Linked DNA regions of Homo sapiens: region 1 is linked to region 2. The links are chromatin loops, found by intact Hi-C in ENCODE. Cell type or tissue: mammary epithelial cell. All regions are shown on one strand.

Region 1 (8,000 bases), 710 kb before region 2:
TGGCAGATACATATTCAGCGCTGGTGCTTCTAACAGGCTCCCACTGCGGCTGTATGCCTGGGTTGGGAGGGTTGGAGGTTGAGGGTGACTAAGGTAACGACCGGAGACAGCTGGCGCTTCTGCGCGAGTGAAGGGCGCCCGGTCCCGGCATAAAAAAAAAAAAAGTTTTGTCAACGATGCCCGCGTTCGGGACTGGGGTGGACAATGCGCAAAAGCGTTAGGAAAAAAGTTCGCGCCCGACTGTGGGTTCTGTGCCTGCGGTGTTCTTGACGCTTTGGGGACATTTGGGAGGCAAAGGGTGCACCTTCCTGGGCCCGCCGCGCGGGCGCGAAGAGGACCTAGGCGAGAGTTGGCTGTGCGGGCCTGGGGAAGCGAGTCTGTCCTCCGGGTGCAATTCCCCAACCCGAAACCAGAGCCCGGGTCATTAGCGGGAAACCGAAGTGGCGCGGGGATCGCATTTCAAAAGCTCAAAGAGACAGGCTGACTGGGAGCGCTGGAATTGGGGCGGGGGGGTGGGGGGGCGATGGTGGGGGTCGGGGATGGTGAGGGGAAGAGCCGGACCGCCCGGACAGTAGCCGTACAGATTCCAACTGGTTGGGTCCCACCCCCACAAAACCCTCCTCTCTTTTGCGCCCCCCGCCCCCCGATTCCAGAGGCTGCGCCTGAGTCTCATTCACTGCTTTGGGGAGACCCGGGACCCAAAGGCCGTCAGAATTCACCCCAGCCGCGGGACAGAAGCGCCTTACGTTTTGGGGGCAGGCGCTATTCCCTACTCAAGCCAGTTATTTCCACCCCTACCCAGTGTGCAGCCAGACCCAAGCTCTGGCTCTCTAGGGCCGTGGGGCCTGCAGTTGTCCAGGCTGCGGGAACCTGGGCCGCACTGCCGGGTAACCAGGCAGCGCTTTTCCTTCGCGGGGCTGCACCCTCAGCACCCCTTCGCCGGCTTCTCTGTAGAATCCTTCTTTCCACCAGCTGAACCCCTGGGCTTCTAGCTGGGGCCAAAACGTTGGAAGTGAGAGGGCGGAAAAAACTAAAATGTCATAGGTTCCTGGAAGCTGGGCAGGGTTGAACCCAGAAAGAGCGAAGATCTCTCTGCCTGCGGCGTCTCCACCTGCAGTCCCCGGACTGCGCTCGGCCTTGGCGCCTGGGTAGACAGAACATAGCAAATGCTAGGGACGCGGGGGAGGATCTGAGGCCAGCAGAGAAAGCCTCAGACACCCAAAGCCCCAGTCTTGGTTCCAGACCCCGCGGGAGAGGGAAACCCCGGCGTCAGCTTGGTGGTCGCCCTGCGGGCCCCGGCGTACGCCAGCGCTGTTGGAATTTCCTCTCCCCCGCGGTTTCCCTCGCGGTTCAGATCGGGACCAGAACGCGATCAGCTTCAGTGCCCCGCCGCAGGCATTTTTAAATAGAGTATTGCGTCCCCCATTCAGCCTCTCTCTTCCTCTACCGGGGAACAAAGGCCCCAAAACCGCGGTCTTAGCTGGGACGGGTGTCCCAGGACACACAAGAGGGTTGGCCGGGGAGGGGGATGCTGAAATAAAAGCTGTCCTTTTACATAGCACGACAGATGCACAAAGAAATTTGAACGTTCTCGTATTAAAAAAAAAAAAAAAAAAAAAAAAAAAAAAAAAAGCCTGCGGCACACTCCAAAATCCGGAACATCCCCTCAGATTTCTGTAAATCCGGGACATATGCGCCGCAGGTACGTACACCTTCAGCTGAATTAGGAAAGGGAATTACAGTGGATCCTGGAGCCCACTTCGGTTTGAATCCTGGCTCCATAATTTCCCCCAGAGGATCTTGGGTAAGTGATTTAATGGTCTATGCCTCAGTTTCCTCTCTTGTAAAACAGAGATAAAGATCATATATCGTTTATGGGGTTAACTGTGAAGGCTAACGGGGGTCACTTTTATGGGGTGCTTCACCGAGTGCCTGGCTTGTGCACGTGTCCCTTGTATGCCAAGTATTTATATTATTCTTGTTTCGTGTACTTTGAACTCCGACATCTGCAACATATACTTCTTGATTATACGCATCTTGATTATAAAACAACCAAATGCATCTACATCCGGAACTGTCTTGCGCATGAACTTCTAAACCCAAATTGGAAGAGACAGCTACAGATGGAGCACGCACAGCTACACGCAAACATACACATATCCTTCTAACACCTGCAGCTCCTGGCCCCAGAATGCAGACACCCAAGAGCTACCCTTAGATAGGAGTCTATACTGGGCTACCTACAGAAGAACCCAGGTCGCCGCTGGCGGCCTCGCAGCTGCACCCCGACAGCCACTTTCTTGGCTGGTTGCCGTGAGGTCACATTGGAAACCAGCGAGGCAGAAAGCGCGCTGTCGTGAAGCGTTGCAAGCCTCTCGTAGCGGCCTGAAGGCGGCTGTCTGTCTGCTGGCTTAGGGGAAAGGTCAGAATCTGGGTTTTCCTTCTTGGATGGAAATTTTTTTAAGGGCCTACACGTCAGGAACTGTCCCCACAAAGAAAGAGTGGGTCCCAGAACAGCGCAGATCTAGAGAGAGGCCCTAATCGCGCGAGCGCGCACACACACACGCCCTCTTGCACACACCCGGCTCCTTCAGGTTGCCGGGACCTCGGGAGGAGGGAGCCGCAAGGTCGTGACCCCTGCCTCTGCCCGAGCGCGCCCTTCGGCCCCTGCAATTAGCGCCGGGAGGTCAGCAGGAACCCGGACGCCTTCACCCGCGGCTCAAAGCACAGCAAAAGGCGACCCCATCCCCTCCCCTCCGCGGGTCTCAGACTCCAGGGCGCAGCCAGGACTGGAGCCGACCTTCCCGACAGGCAGGGGTTGGAGGCCTCTGACCGGCACCCGCATTTGTCACCTTAAATCTACAAGTCACGAAGGTGCTGGGCCCTGCAGGCTGCGGTAGCTGACCCTCGTAGGGACTGCTGCTCCCGCGAGTCATGGCCTTTGTCCTTGTAGACGCGGCCAGGTTAAAAAACAAAAACTTCCAAAGTTGTGGAGTAAAAAAGAGAGCATCCTGGTACTGGCAAGTTGTCCCCAGGGCAGAATTTGAGGTGTGTATGTTGGGGAAGGAGGTATCCTTTCTCTATCGACCCATCGCGAATTCAGGTTATCCCCCGCCAGGCGGGGTCCAGAACAAGGGTCTAGAGATTTCTACAAGCAGCAAGGAACTTGTCCAGAGAATTACGAGCCAGGGTTCCCGCACTGAATTTTCTAACATTCTTTGGAAACCCAGAGGAGGGCAGGGCTGTTTTTCTCATCTGAGGCACAAACGGGAGTGAAAGTGATATCCAGGAAAGAGGGGAAGGCAGCTTCTTCCGAGGCTGAGAATGGGGCTGGGGACGGAGGAGGAGGGGAGTGGGGCTGGGAGTGGTGGGGATGAGAAGGGGCGAAGGCGAAGCGCCCAAGTTCCGGAACCCGGGAGGCGCTGGGGTGCCGAGCCAGCTGCGGCGACCTGGACGCATTCGTAGACGAGACAGATAGGTGGCACTCGAAGCCCAGAAAAAAGGCGAAGGCGCCTGCCCTGAGTGGCCTCTGGGGCGGCCGCAGCCACCATAAAGCCTGCGGCGAGATTGCGACCGGCGCCAGGTGAGTAATAGGCAGCAAAATCCAGAGAGACTGCGAGCCGTTCATCCCCTCCACCCCCCGCCCATCAGCGCTACAGGAGTTACTCATTAACATCACAATATACAAATGAGATACACAGGAGATTAAAAAAAAAAAAAAAAAAAAAAGAGGAACGCCAGTAAGAGAGGCTGGACACAAGTCTGAGCAGGGTCCCCAAATCGGGGGCGGGGGGAGAGAAGGGAGGAGGTAAGCAAATTTGGACTGAGAAAGAAGAGAAAAGCAAAGCATTTCTTCCCTTTTGGAGGCTGAGTTCTTTTTTCCCCAATTCGGGAGAGCGCAACCAGCCAACTACCACCTTCTCAGAGGCGCGGACACCGCGCGTTGTCGCTGGATCCAGAGCTGCCCCCTTCAGGCTGTAGCCGCTGCGCAGAAGGAGCGCGCCCTGGAAATCTCCCAGTCCTCGGGGGAGCCCCAGCCTCAAAGGTCCCCAGGGCCCGTCTCAGCTCAGGCCCTGCCACCCCCGCAGCGCACCCCGCCCCTCCCCCCCCCCGCGACTCCGCACCAACATACTCTGGTTGTCTGTCTTCCCTCCCACCCCCGGAGACATCGCAGAGGAGGCTGTAGGGGTCCCCACGTGCCTGGCCAGAGATGGAAGGGGCTTTGCCCCGCTCTCCAAAAGGTCTCGACCTCGATCCCTTCCAAGTACAGGATGAGGGAAGGGAGGGGGCGTCCTCCTCTCCGGTCATTCAAGAGGCCTGAAGGTGACAGGGACTTGGGGCCGGGCTGGCGGGCTCCAGGGGGTGGCGGGTGGGGGGTGGGGAGGGAGGCAGCCGCCAGGCAGGCTCCAGCTGGGTCTTCACGTCATGGCCCCCAGGGCAAGAAAAGGGCTAAGGACTAACCCTCGAACCTTCCCGTGCCGCCCCCGCCCCCCAACAGACACACACCTCGGAGGCGAGGCTGGGGGTCGGGAGACCAAAAGACTGACAGTGCCTCATCATTTTTTATTGAATGTTTCAAAGATAAATTGAACTTCAAAAGGCAACTCCCCGAACAGCCTGGAGACGGGTTTGAAGGGGAGACTAGGGGAGGATGTCAGCCTCCTGGGTGACTTTTGCCGTGGAGGGGGTGAAATGTGCACCCTGGAATTACCTTTCCCCTTTCGGGGATAATTTCCCTCCTCCCTCGCGTGACACAGCTAAGTTTTCGCGGAGCTGGCCGCGCTTTGCACGCACAACTCGGGATGGATGGGGCCTCGTAGGGGCGCCTTGGGCCAGCCGGGTTCAATTTGAGGCACCAGGGACTGCAGGCTGTGTGGGGGGTTGCCGAGTGGAAAGGCGTTGCGTCTTGTCCACTTCTACAACCTGGAGGGTTGCTGCCTAGCCAAGCCCGCTCGGACTGCTGGGGCATTCTGCTGGCCTTTTCCCCGAGCCAAACACACTGGTGCAAGAAGGTATTTTCGACTTGGATTCGCCAGATTGATGTCAAAACTGAGGGCGAGCTTAAAACGAAAAACATTCGTACTTGCCGAGCTTACTTTTGGTCGGATTCGGGTGGGAAAACCTGACTTAGGGAGCACATCAGTCTTTTTCCATTAAAACTTAAAAGTATCTGAAATTACCCTTCTTTCTGTATTCTCATCAGGCCCCTTTCCGTCTCCCTGCTTTGCTCCCTAATTTAAAGGAAAAGTAATTTCAGATTGAAGTGGCTCCCTTCGCTCAAGTAAGGGACTTTTGTTTTTAGCTTTGTAACTTGAGTGACATCTCATTTTGGTTCGCTGGGGGCGGTCTTAATTATTTAAAGGCGAAGGGAAGGGGGTAAACTCAGAACAAGAAGATACTAAACCCTCCCCTGACTGTCCATCTTCAGGAAAGGTTCCCAAAGAAAAAACATTTAACACAAGGCCCAAAGACATTTCAATAAAAATTTATTGAAATTTCAGTGATGTTTTAAAGAGAGGGGGAAAAATACAGAAAACCAAAGAACTCATCAACAACTATAACACAAAATATACCTTCATGAATTTGTCTTTAAACCATCTCTCAGCACCTGACTTTTGAACTGTGAATATATCTCTATAGGCAGGCACCAATTCAAAACACCGATACTGACAACAGTAGTAAATTCCACTTCGTTTTGAGGAAATCAGAGACTAGCAAATACAAATAACAAAAGAAAAATTAAAAAGTCAAACCGCAGCCTCTGCCCTCCTCCCTCCCCACAGCAATCTCAGTTATATTTTAAGGAATTTGAAGTGGAGCTGGAAAGTGGCACTCCTTCCCCAATTTTGGTGAAAATAGGAAATAGCACTTTCCCCCACTTTTGGACATTAAAAAAGAAAACAAAAATGTTGCAGACAACTCTTTTGAAAGGGTATTGGTGTTGGTGCAGGAAGTGTGTTTTCTAGTGTTAACAGCAATTCTGTGACCTGGAAATAAACCCAACTAAAGGAAAACAAGAACACAAAACCTGACAGTTGCAATTCTATTTACACAGAGCTATGTACAATGTCAATAAATTAAAGTTTAATTTTCCAAGCATTCATATTCCACCTATTTACAAGAGTTATCAAATAATTACATAAATACTTTGTCTAATAGTCTCACTTCTTTATTATTTTTTTAAAACCTTGTTATTGCATATACAGGAAAGAGAAAGAACTGTCAAAGAACGACATGAATCCTGCTACAGAGCTTAGATATAATAAATTCATTTTATGTGTTTTGCCCACTCCTTCCCTTTAAATCCCCCCCTCCCTTGGGTCACTGATTTGAGGGCAAAGGATTGGGAAAAGGGTAGGGGGCTATATTGTTTTCTCTCTAAAAGCAAGCGTTCAAAATAAAAACCACAAATACATTACTGTGGACATGCAAGAAGAGACCTACAGCGGCTCTGAAAACATCACAAGAATATTAAAAAGACACAGATTTTCTTAATATAGACTAAACAAGGATGGTAGGGACTTCCCTCCCCAAACAAAGCTGCTCAGTAATTTATTGAGAACCGATAATGCAAGTCCCTATAAAGTTTTTAATCTGCACAAACAGAATCATGTTAATGTGTTCACTTGTCCCGATTTTTTTTTTGAAAGATTTTGTTTTTGTTTCCACTTGACACAGTGAAGGAAAAATATATATATAAATCCGCACTGAGGGAGATGTCTTTGAACACCTCCCCGCCTGGTGGGCAGAGACCCAGACCAGCCTTGCTGGAAGTTGCTCTGGACATAAATGTTGGAACTCCTACCCCCAGTAGCTCAATGCAACCGACGTTTCTGAGCCCCCAGAATCTGATCCAGATCCCGGACATATAAACCACGCCAAGAAGACAGGGGCTGTCTCTAGCACATTCTCTCGAGGGAGTCCGGGGCCCCTTCCCAGACGCAACTGCAAAAGGAAGGGCTAACGCCATGGCGGGCCCGTGGTTTATTTTATATCCGACAAAGTGCACGGCAGCCTGAACTGGACTGGAATGAAAAGACGTGTCTGGGACGGGTCTACGGGGACGCGCTGCGGGACCTGTCCGGCTTGGCTTCCAAGCCGCTAACCAACCGCTGGATGCTCTGCAGTTCGCTGGTGGCCGCCTCTTTCTCCGCGCAGAGTTTGGGCGACAAGGACATGGAGCTGGAGGAGAGCGTGGAGGAGCGGCTGTTGAGTTCAGAGCCCGAGTCCACTGCCACCGAGGCCGGGCTGGCGGCCAGGGCGGCGACTTTGCCGTCCAGGGGCCCCGCGGCCGCCGCCATGGAGGGCAGGGCGGTGGTGAGCAGACTGCTGCCGTCCGGGACCGGCACCGGGATGGAGTAGGGGCTGTAGCGCAGCCGCGGGCGCATGGTGTTCAGATTGAGGAAGGGGTGGCGGTGCACCGAGCTGGAGGCTGCCGCAGAGGAGGCGGCCGCCGCTGCGGCCATGTACGTGTAGGGGTAAGGGAACAGGCTTCCGAAAGGGGACATGGCCAGGCCCTGGGGTGAGAAAAGAGACACACAGCGAGTCAGCCGGGTGGGAGGAGCTTATCTCATCCCTCTCCTCTCTTCTCCCCCTCCAACATTGGGCAAGCCATGAATCCCTGGTATGTTCTGTTGTTGTTGTTGTTGTGTTTTTTTTTTTGGGGGGGGAGATAGGTGGGGGCAGGAGAGAAGTCAACACTCAGAAATCTCTAGGTACAAATCTTAGCTGTGTCACCCTAGGCCAAGAGACTTTGATTAACTTGTGCCTCAGCTTCCTTATAGGAAGAAAAAACAGGGAAATCATAAGTAATTCATATACTTATTGAGGACTTTGTAGATATTAAATGAGTGAAAGCCTGCAATATGCTGCACACAGTGTGTGCAGCCCCCAGGAAATCTCCTTGCACCTGTTAAATGGGGATACAGATTCAGTTTACCCCACAGAGGTAACCAAGGGGAAGCCGGAGGACATAAATTAGTAGGAATAATTTTTTAAAT
Region 2 (8,000 bases):
GGAGAGTTGGAACTGGGACGTCTGAGACACAAGGGACGGCTCTTTGAGGACAACTAGAATAATCATGATAGTAACACAGCTAACATGCATTGAGTACTCACTATGTGTCAAGCACTGCTCAGGGATTGTCTAATTCAATTCCTACCATACTCCTATGGGAAAGTACTACACTGAGTCCCATTTTCCAGCTGGAAAAACTGAGGCTCCAATAAAGTCACCTGCTCAAAGTCACACTTATTCACTATGTGAATTAATTGCTTGGAGATTACACTATTGAGCAAGCTCAACATGGCTTTTTCCCCCAGGAAGCTCACTGTCTCCTGGTGGAAACAGACAAGCCACCAGGTGATTACAATGGAGCTCTGCTTGGAGCTGTGTTCAGCCAGAGCGGTGTGCCCTGCGGACTGCTTAGAAACATGACTGGAGACACAGGGAACCTAAAACCACTCCTATGAGGAAGATAAAACCTCTCTGGCTCTCTTGTCCTTCCATGTGTATCACACCTCAACACCCTGGCCAGGAAGGCAAACCTTAAAGCTAATTAATATTAACATCACGCAGCAGGCGCCAAGTGCATGCTAACTGCTTCACCCCATCAATTCTCACAGCAGGTTTTTTAGGAAACTGAGGCTCAGAGAGGAGAGGTGACTTGTCCAAGGGCCACAGTGAATAGGGAGAAGAGCCGGGATTTGAGTCTGGGTCTGTGTAATAATTCTGGAGCCTGGAACCTCTGAGCATGCAGACCCCACCTTCCTGCCCTTTAGACAGTCCCAGTCCAACATTCCTCAATCAAAAATATTCGAGGGCCAAATCCATCCGTGTGTGCTTTGGCAGTGGAGTACACTGAGAGCAGACGTCTGTCCTTTGGTTCCAACCCCAGTTTACAATCACCTCACTTAACAATTAAATATATAAAGTCACAGCCCATTGTCCTCATGTCAGATTAATGCATTACATCTTTCTCCTTTCGGATTGATGCCTCCAGACTTTCCGATGTGGAAACGACTGATTATTACAGTTTTTAGGCTTTTTTTTTTCTTTTAATTTTCAAGTCAGTGAACCAGGCAATCACCGACACTGCCCGTGCATTATGGGCCTAATTCTGCAGAGGTCTGACAAACCTGCCCAGAGACAGAAGATTAAGCTATTCCAAATTACCCAGACGGAGGCAAGCCCAGATTGGGCTCTCTGGGACAGAGGTGGGGGTGGGGGGACCTTTCATTTCTGCTCTTTGGAGACCTCCAAGACTAAACAGTTTAGGCCACATCTTGAAGAAAATTGCTTTATCCTTTCACCTTTAAGTGGATTCCGGTGCAATCAGTTGATTTGGGAGCACGTGGAGGTCAGCACACACACGCCAGGATGGGGGTGGGGGATTGTGGGCAGAGTCTCGGAAAGACAGGTGGCAAGTAAAATAAGGGAGGATGTAAAAGCTAGGGCGGCCGGTTTGTAACCTCTAACATCTGGTGCCAAATAGGAGGGTACTCGGGAAAGTATTCGAACCAGGGATGGGGGAGTGAAGTGGAGAAGGAGATCGGGCGGGGAAGACTTTCAAAGGTTGCAACTGTGACAAACCAGGATGCTAGCCCCTCTCAGATGTCGCAGGAGGAAGTGAAAGAGGGAGGGAAGAGGAAGAGAGAGGGAGGAAGAGGTCAGGTCTCCGATCCCCATAACTAGAGGACACTCAAATGCTTGCAGATGGGATGCAAGGAAGGGTAGAGGTGGAGAGTAAATTGCATCTGGCTGCCTGGGAGCACAGCACAGAGGAAACTGGTTTTACTCATGCTGGCAAAGCCCCCTTGCTGAGAGTATCTCCAACTCCAGCCAGCTGGTAGGGAGGAGCCCTAAAATCAGAAAAGCTCCCTCTACCCAGGTTCCTAGTCTTAGCTTCACTGCTCCTGGCTGGGCATGATTTCATGAACCCTCTCCCCTCATTGTGACGGTCCTGGCATCTGAAACTTGCATGCTGAGAAAAGATACCAAGGGAGAGATGCCCATGCTTTCTCAAGGCAGTAGGAAAAGTGTTTTGTCCTGGTCTGGCCTGAGTGAGAACCAGACATTGACTCAGATGGCCAATTTCTACATTGCTATTATTTGGGAGGCTCTAGATTTGGATCGTTCGAAAGCCTTTTATCATTCAGTTCCAGCAACCACATTCAAACCTCCTCACTCTGTTCTCCCAGCACAGTGAACAGTTTGCCTCCACCTTCCCCTTTTGCCACTTCTCTCTTTTTTCTTTTCTTTTCTTTTTTCTTTTAAATCATGATCAGGAAGTTTTCACAGGGACTTCCAATGCTTAAAAGACCAGAGACTAAACTTACATCAGCATCAGTTAGGATGCCTTCAGATACAATTAACAGAAAAGCCAGCTCACCTTGCATTAAACCTTGGAGATGTTTAATTTGGACATCTTCAGACATCTATAGACAGGCGGTTGCTTTCCAGGTTTGGGGCAGCCACTCCACTGGACATCAAGGTAAGCCCTCCCCATTCATCTACTCCCCCAAGCTCAACGCATTCACTTCCCTTCCTGTTCATCAACTCACGCCTTCAAAATGGTAGCCACAGCTCCAAGCATCATGAGCTCAGTCAGAGGTAGAAAGTCTAGGAGAGAGGCGAGGCCTTTTTCTAGGATCACTTTGTCCTTCGATCAATAAAAAAGCAACATTTCTAGAGTCATCATAGCCTCCATCCAAGTCTCATTGATTAGAATTGGGTCACAGGCTCACTTTTAGAGAACAGTCCAAAGCAGGGGCAAAATCTGTTTGTAAGAAATAAAGGGAATGGCTGCTGGGAGGATAATCACAGTATCTCCTCACCAGCTCACCCCCAGGTATTTTCTTTCAGTGTCCTAATCTGGTGAATGGTTCAGCAAGCAGCATCCACATCACCTATTAATCAAGCCATCTCTGGATCCTCCCTGTCCTTCACTCACTCCTTCCCCAAGTCCTGGCCTGTATACCCCTCTTTGACCCTCGAAAATCTCTCCTATGATACTGGACACACAGCAGGTACTCAATAAATGGCAATATTCATTTTGCTGCCCCTATAATCCTGCAGCTCTAGAACCAAATTAGCAAACTAGAAAATTTCCTTTGAGAAACTCAACTTTCTAGGCTCCAGTCATTATTTCAGAACCGACTACTGGTTAAATGAGCAGCTATTGGAATCATAAAACCTGGATTCAAATCTCTGCCCTGCTGTGCCTTAGTTATTATGGCCCTGGGCAGCCTGATAAGACACTCTGAACCCCAGTTTTCTCATCTATAAAAGGGAAATAATTATACTCCATACTTCCTAGGGTAGCTGTGATGGTGAAGTATGATGAGGCATCCAAGTACTTAGCACAGTGTCTGGTACATGGGAAGGGATGAGCAAATGCCTGCTACACTTGCTACCATTTCCCAAATGGTAAAACCCATTGTCAATGAGCTTCATCTTCCACTGCCCCACCAAATCACACTCACCTCAGGAACTTTTCTTCCATCCTGATTTCAATGGATGTTTCCCCCGCCCAACCCCATCCTCAGGACACAGGGCACTCTAGGAAGATTTAGAGAGCCACTGGCTTCCCCTTGCGAAGTGGAGATCATACCCCAGTCCTCACGAGTCCTGGGGCCAGGCTGAAGCCGCAGGAATTGGGTCTGACTTCTAGTGGTTTAGATGGAAATCAGGCAAGAGACTTCTCAGCAGCTTCTTTTATATTTATTTCTGGTCAGATCAAAGGTCCTGTCGGCAATCTGTCTTGACATCTTAATTCCTGTTTTTCTTAACTAATTTTTTTTCCCTGGATGGTGTTCACTCCAAATAAGCTACTGAAAGGCCCTCTGGGGGTAAGAGAGAGAGAGAGAGACTGAGTGGGAGGAATTTAGTTATGTCTTGCTATAAATAAGTGTATAGAATTATACAGATCTTGATGGCCGGAGATCAGTCACTTATTTCCACAGTAGGAAAAAGACAAGCTTGGGGTTATTTCCGGATTCCTAGTGGTGTTCAAACTCACAAGGACACCCAGTAAAGACTGGCTTGATAAAATTCTAACAGGGATCATTTATTGAAAGGGCGTATTAACTGTAATTAAGGACATGAAATTTGGAGTCTGCCATCCTGTAAATACCAGGTTGACCACTTACTAACTGTGTAACCTTGGAAAAGTGACCACACTGCTCTGCCTCAGTTTCCACATCTGTAAAATGGGGACAATAATAACCTCATGGACTTGTTAGGAAGATTAAATGAGTTGATAAATGTGAAGTGCTTAGAGCAGTGCCTGGCACACAGTCAGCAAATATGAGTTTATTAATATCTATTTAACAGGTATTGGGCATAGATTATTGTGTGTTCGATCCATACAACAGTCTTTCATGACAATGTTGCCATCTATAGACCTAATCCACTCATAAATCATTTTGCAAGAGAGGAACTAGAGAAGCAGAGAGACTTGAGTAATTTGGCTACAGGTACTAAGTAGCAGAATCGGAGTTCATAACCAGGTCTGCCTGATCGCCAGAAGAAGCTCTTCACACTCTGCCTCACCTGGTTAAGCAGGACCAGCTATGTCAGCAAGATAACCAGCAGGATGCCATCTCTTTACTGAGGGCAGATGGAGCAAGGCTCACCTTGCCTGCTTAACTTTGAAGGGGGTTACCCCAAGCACGCAAATGAGTTGCTTTAAGCAACTCACGGCCAAAGAAATGAATCACTCCTTGCCCGTCATCTCTAGCTCCCCGATGATGTTTGCAGGCAAGCTTCGGGCCTGTGTAAACGTGAAGTAGGTCAGGCCACAAGCCAAGTCTGCAAGTAGCACAAGGAGTGACTGATTGCACAGTCAGTGAAAGTTTTGGACAATTTACCAGTTCAGGAAAACTACACCTACAACAAACTGGTTGCACCACCTTGTTTAGAATGAGCATCCACTGCCTCTACCACTCACGGAAGTGCTGGAGTTGACATCTAGGAAAACATCAAGGCTCCTGGGGACTTAGGGAGAGGGCACGCTGGTATATTTACATGTTCCTTGATAAAAATACAGCCCAAAAGACATGTTTACCACTGAACTTCAAAACCATTCCGAAGATACCAGTCACTCTTCTACTACAGTCAAAGTAGACCTTTGAAGACTTCTCAGAGAATTTAAAATCTTGAAGGGCCTCAGTGTTCTCTCTGGGGATGTCAAAGATATTTGTCAGAACTGGACAGGGCAATGATGAAGCAGCCTGGGATGCCTTCCTATACCCAGCAAAAAAAAAAAAAAAAAAAAAAAAGGCTTTGTTTTTTTTTCTTTCTTTTCTTTCCCTAATTTCTTATATGAGCATATTCCCCGTGATTCATTTTTTCCCTCTTAAGAGGTTTCTTTGGCCACCTGTGTTCCTGTGGAAATAGCAGCAATGCACACTTATTGAGCAAGCCCTATAGCTAAAAAAAAGTGTGAATCCCTTTGTATGATGTGTCATCCCCTTTACATTCACAACATTCCAGGCCAGGTGAGGTGTCTCACACCCGTAATTCCAGCCCTTTGGGAGGCCAAGGTGGGAGGATCACTTGAGGCCAGGAGTTTTGAGGCCACTCTAGGCAACAAATCAAGATGTTATCTCTACAAAAAGTACAAAAATTAGCCAGGCACGGTGTCATGTGTCTGTAGTCCCAGCTACGCAGGAAGATCGCTTGAGTACAGAAAGTCAAGACTGTAGTGAGCTATGATCCCATCACTGCACTCCAGCCTGGGCGACAGAGTCAGATCCTATCTCTTTAAAAAAAGAAAAATGAGCAATATACCTGTGAGTTGGTACTAATAGGTAATTGTGCCCATTTTACAAATCAAAATGCCAAGGCACTTGCCCAGTGTCAACTCACTGCATGAATGGAGGTGCTAGGTTTGGAATCAACATCTATCTCCAAAGCCCATATTCCTACCCTCTGCTATCCTGTCTCCTAACACTTTATTCAGATCTGTTTTTAAAAGTGCCTAACACAATATATATGATAATTTTTCCTGTTATGTGTCTGTTTCATTTGGTAACAGTAAAGTTAATGCTAACCACCATGTATTAAATAAGCACTTACATATATCAGGTACTGTGCAGGTGAATGTATACGCATTTTCTCTGATCCTGCTGACAGTCCTGTGAGTTGGGTGTCAGGTGCTCCATTATACAGATGAGCAAACAAGTTCAGAGAGGTTAAGTGTGTGGCCCCAGGCTAAGGAGCTCGTGAGCGGTAGAGCCAGTTTCATGAATCAGGTTTGATGGGCCCAAAGCCCATGTGCTTTGTCCTGTGCCTTAGCAACTCCCACTGGCTGTCAGCTTATCAAGGGCCGGGCTGGCATTTTATGTTCTTAGTGTCTCTGCAACCCAGCAAAGTGTCTGGCTGTGAACTAGGTGAACTGCAAAAAAAAAAAAAAAAAAAGTAGAATCAAGGGACCAAGTCAGTCATCCCAGTGCTCTGCTAAATATAGAGTTTAAAGTACAAGCTGGTGCAAGAACAAAGGAAAAAAAAGATGTTTATTTTTTAATGGATCAATTAGAGAAAGTTGAAAATAAGGAGTTATGCTCATCTCTTATATGCAAATGACTGAGTCCTGGATATGTATTGGAGCCCAGCAAATACGTGTTGAATGAATACACTCATATAAAGAGATCAACACTCAGATATTTAGTAGGCATCTCAAACTTGCTATTTCCACAACTATACTGATTATCGTCCCTGCATAACCACTCCTTCTGCCATCTACCCCATTTCCATAATTGCAAACTCTATCCTTCTCATCATCCTCAACTCCTCTTTCTCTCATGCCACGTGAATCCAGCAGCAAGTCCTGCCTGCTCTACTTTCAGGGTATCGCCCGAAATCTGACCACGTCTCACCTCTCCCAAGGCTACCTCCCTGGTCCAAGCCACCATCACCTCTCACTCGGGATGTGGCACCAACCTTCTTACTGGTCACTCTGTGGCATCCCGTACTCTCCACTTCACAGCCAGAGGGATCCTGTTACATCCTAAACCAGACCATGTCACTACTCTATTCAAAATGAGCAGCATGCTCCAACCTCATGACATTTGCACTACAGCCCCGTCTGCTTGGAATTCTCTGCTACAGAAATCTGCAAGGCATACTCCCTCATTCCCTTCCTTCAGGCCACCGCTCTGCCATCTGTCACCTCCTCAGTGAGCCTTCTCTGAATACCCTTTATCAAATAGAACCCTCTCCACTACCCCAGCACCCAGCCTTCTCTATTTTCCTTCACCTGCTTTCTTTTTCCCCATAGTCATGTTCCATTTGTATCTATGTAACACCTATGATGTACCAGCACATAAACTTCACAAGGGCAGAAGTATGTCTGTCCCAGCGAAATCCTAGGCACCCAGAACAATTCTGGCAAGGAGTAAATATTTGCTGAATGAATGAATAGTTTCTCTTTGCTCTGGAACATGTAAGGATTAGTCCAGAAGGGTACACTATTACTGAGATCAAAGTTGTTCCATAGAACTTTCCAGAATGATGGAAATGGTCTACATCTGCTTTATTCATCCAATACAATAGCTACCAGTCGCTATGTGGCTAGGAGCACTTGAAATGTATGTAGGACAACTGAGGAATTAAATTTTTTAAAAATTCATAGACCACTTTTTAGAGCAGTTTTAGGTTTACAGAAACACTGAGCAGAAAGTACAGAGAAAAGACAGTATTTTTTATTTTATTTTGTTTTAGTTTATTTAAATAGCCATATGTGGCTAGTGGCTACCATATTGGACAGAAGTGACTTAGACTGAGACTAAGAAGGAAGGCTCCTGCCTCCCTCACCGCTGTGTGTGCATCAGTCCCAGGAGGGAGCCTGTGGAAGGCCTGCCACGTTTTTCCTCCTAAGGACTCACCAGGGCCCCAAAGGCGGAGTCAGCCTTCCAAGCAGAGAAGTTTGCAGATCAACCTCTAGGAAAGAAGAAAGCAGACAGTGCAGCACAGAGAATCTTCATTGAAGATGTGCCAGTTGCTAAGGGAGGCCC

What was found. A loop is a pair of places that touch in the nucleus more often than their neighbours do. Peaks named below come from ENCODE experiments on the same cell type or tissue, not always from the same donor. Only the 100,000 strongest peaks of a DNase experiment are listed, where the experiment ranks them.
Region 1: it touches region 2 in a loop (8-fold over the local background); 8 of 110 quality-filtered maps call a loop at or near these places.

Annotation. Positions count from the first base shown.
Region 1 is chr12:114,664,786-114,672,785 of GRCh38, forward strand. TBX3 (T-box transcription factor 3) reads right to left here. Exons shown (of 7, transcript NM_005996.4): 7 at 5,470-7,517. The coding sequence ends at 7,056. Among named protein-coding and RNA genes, the nearest start is that of TBX3-AS1, 14 kb to the right of the region's middle. RefSeq lists enhancers at 6,726-7,286, 7,287-7,846. In mammary epithelial cell, CTCF peaks have their summits at 3,475 and 3,971 (motif pointing left); DNase peaks (open chromatin) are centred at 3,576, 5,046 and 7,516; H3K4me3 peaks cover 3,082 bases; H3K27ac peaks cover 4,249 bases.
Region 2 is chr12:115,379,119-115,387,118 of GRCh38, forward strand. All of the region lies in intron 3 of LOC105370003 (a long non-coding RNA gene), which reads right to left. Among named protein-coding and RNA genes, the nearest start is that of LINC02463, 500 kb to the right of the region's middle. In mammary epithelial cell, no CTCF peak of the experiment used is centred here; DNase peaks (open chromatin) are centred at 4,753 and 5,423; H3K27ac peaks cover 1,277 bases.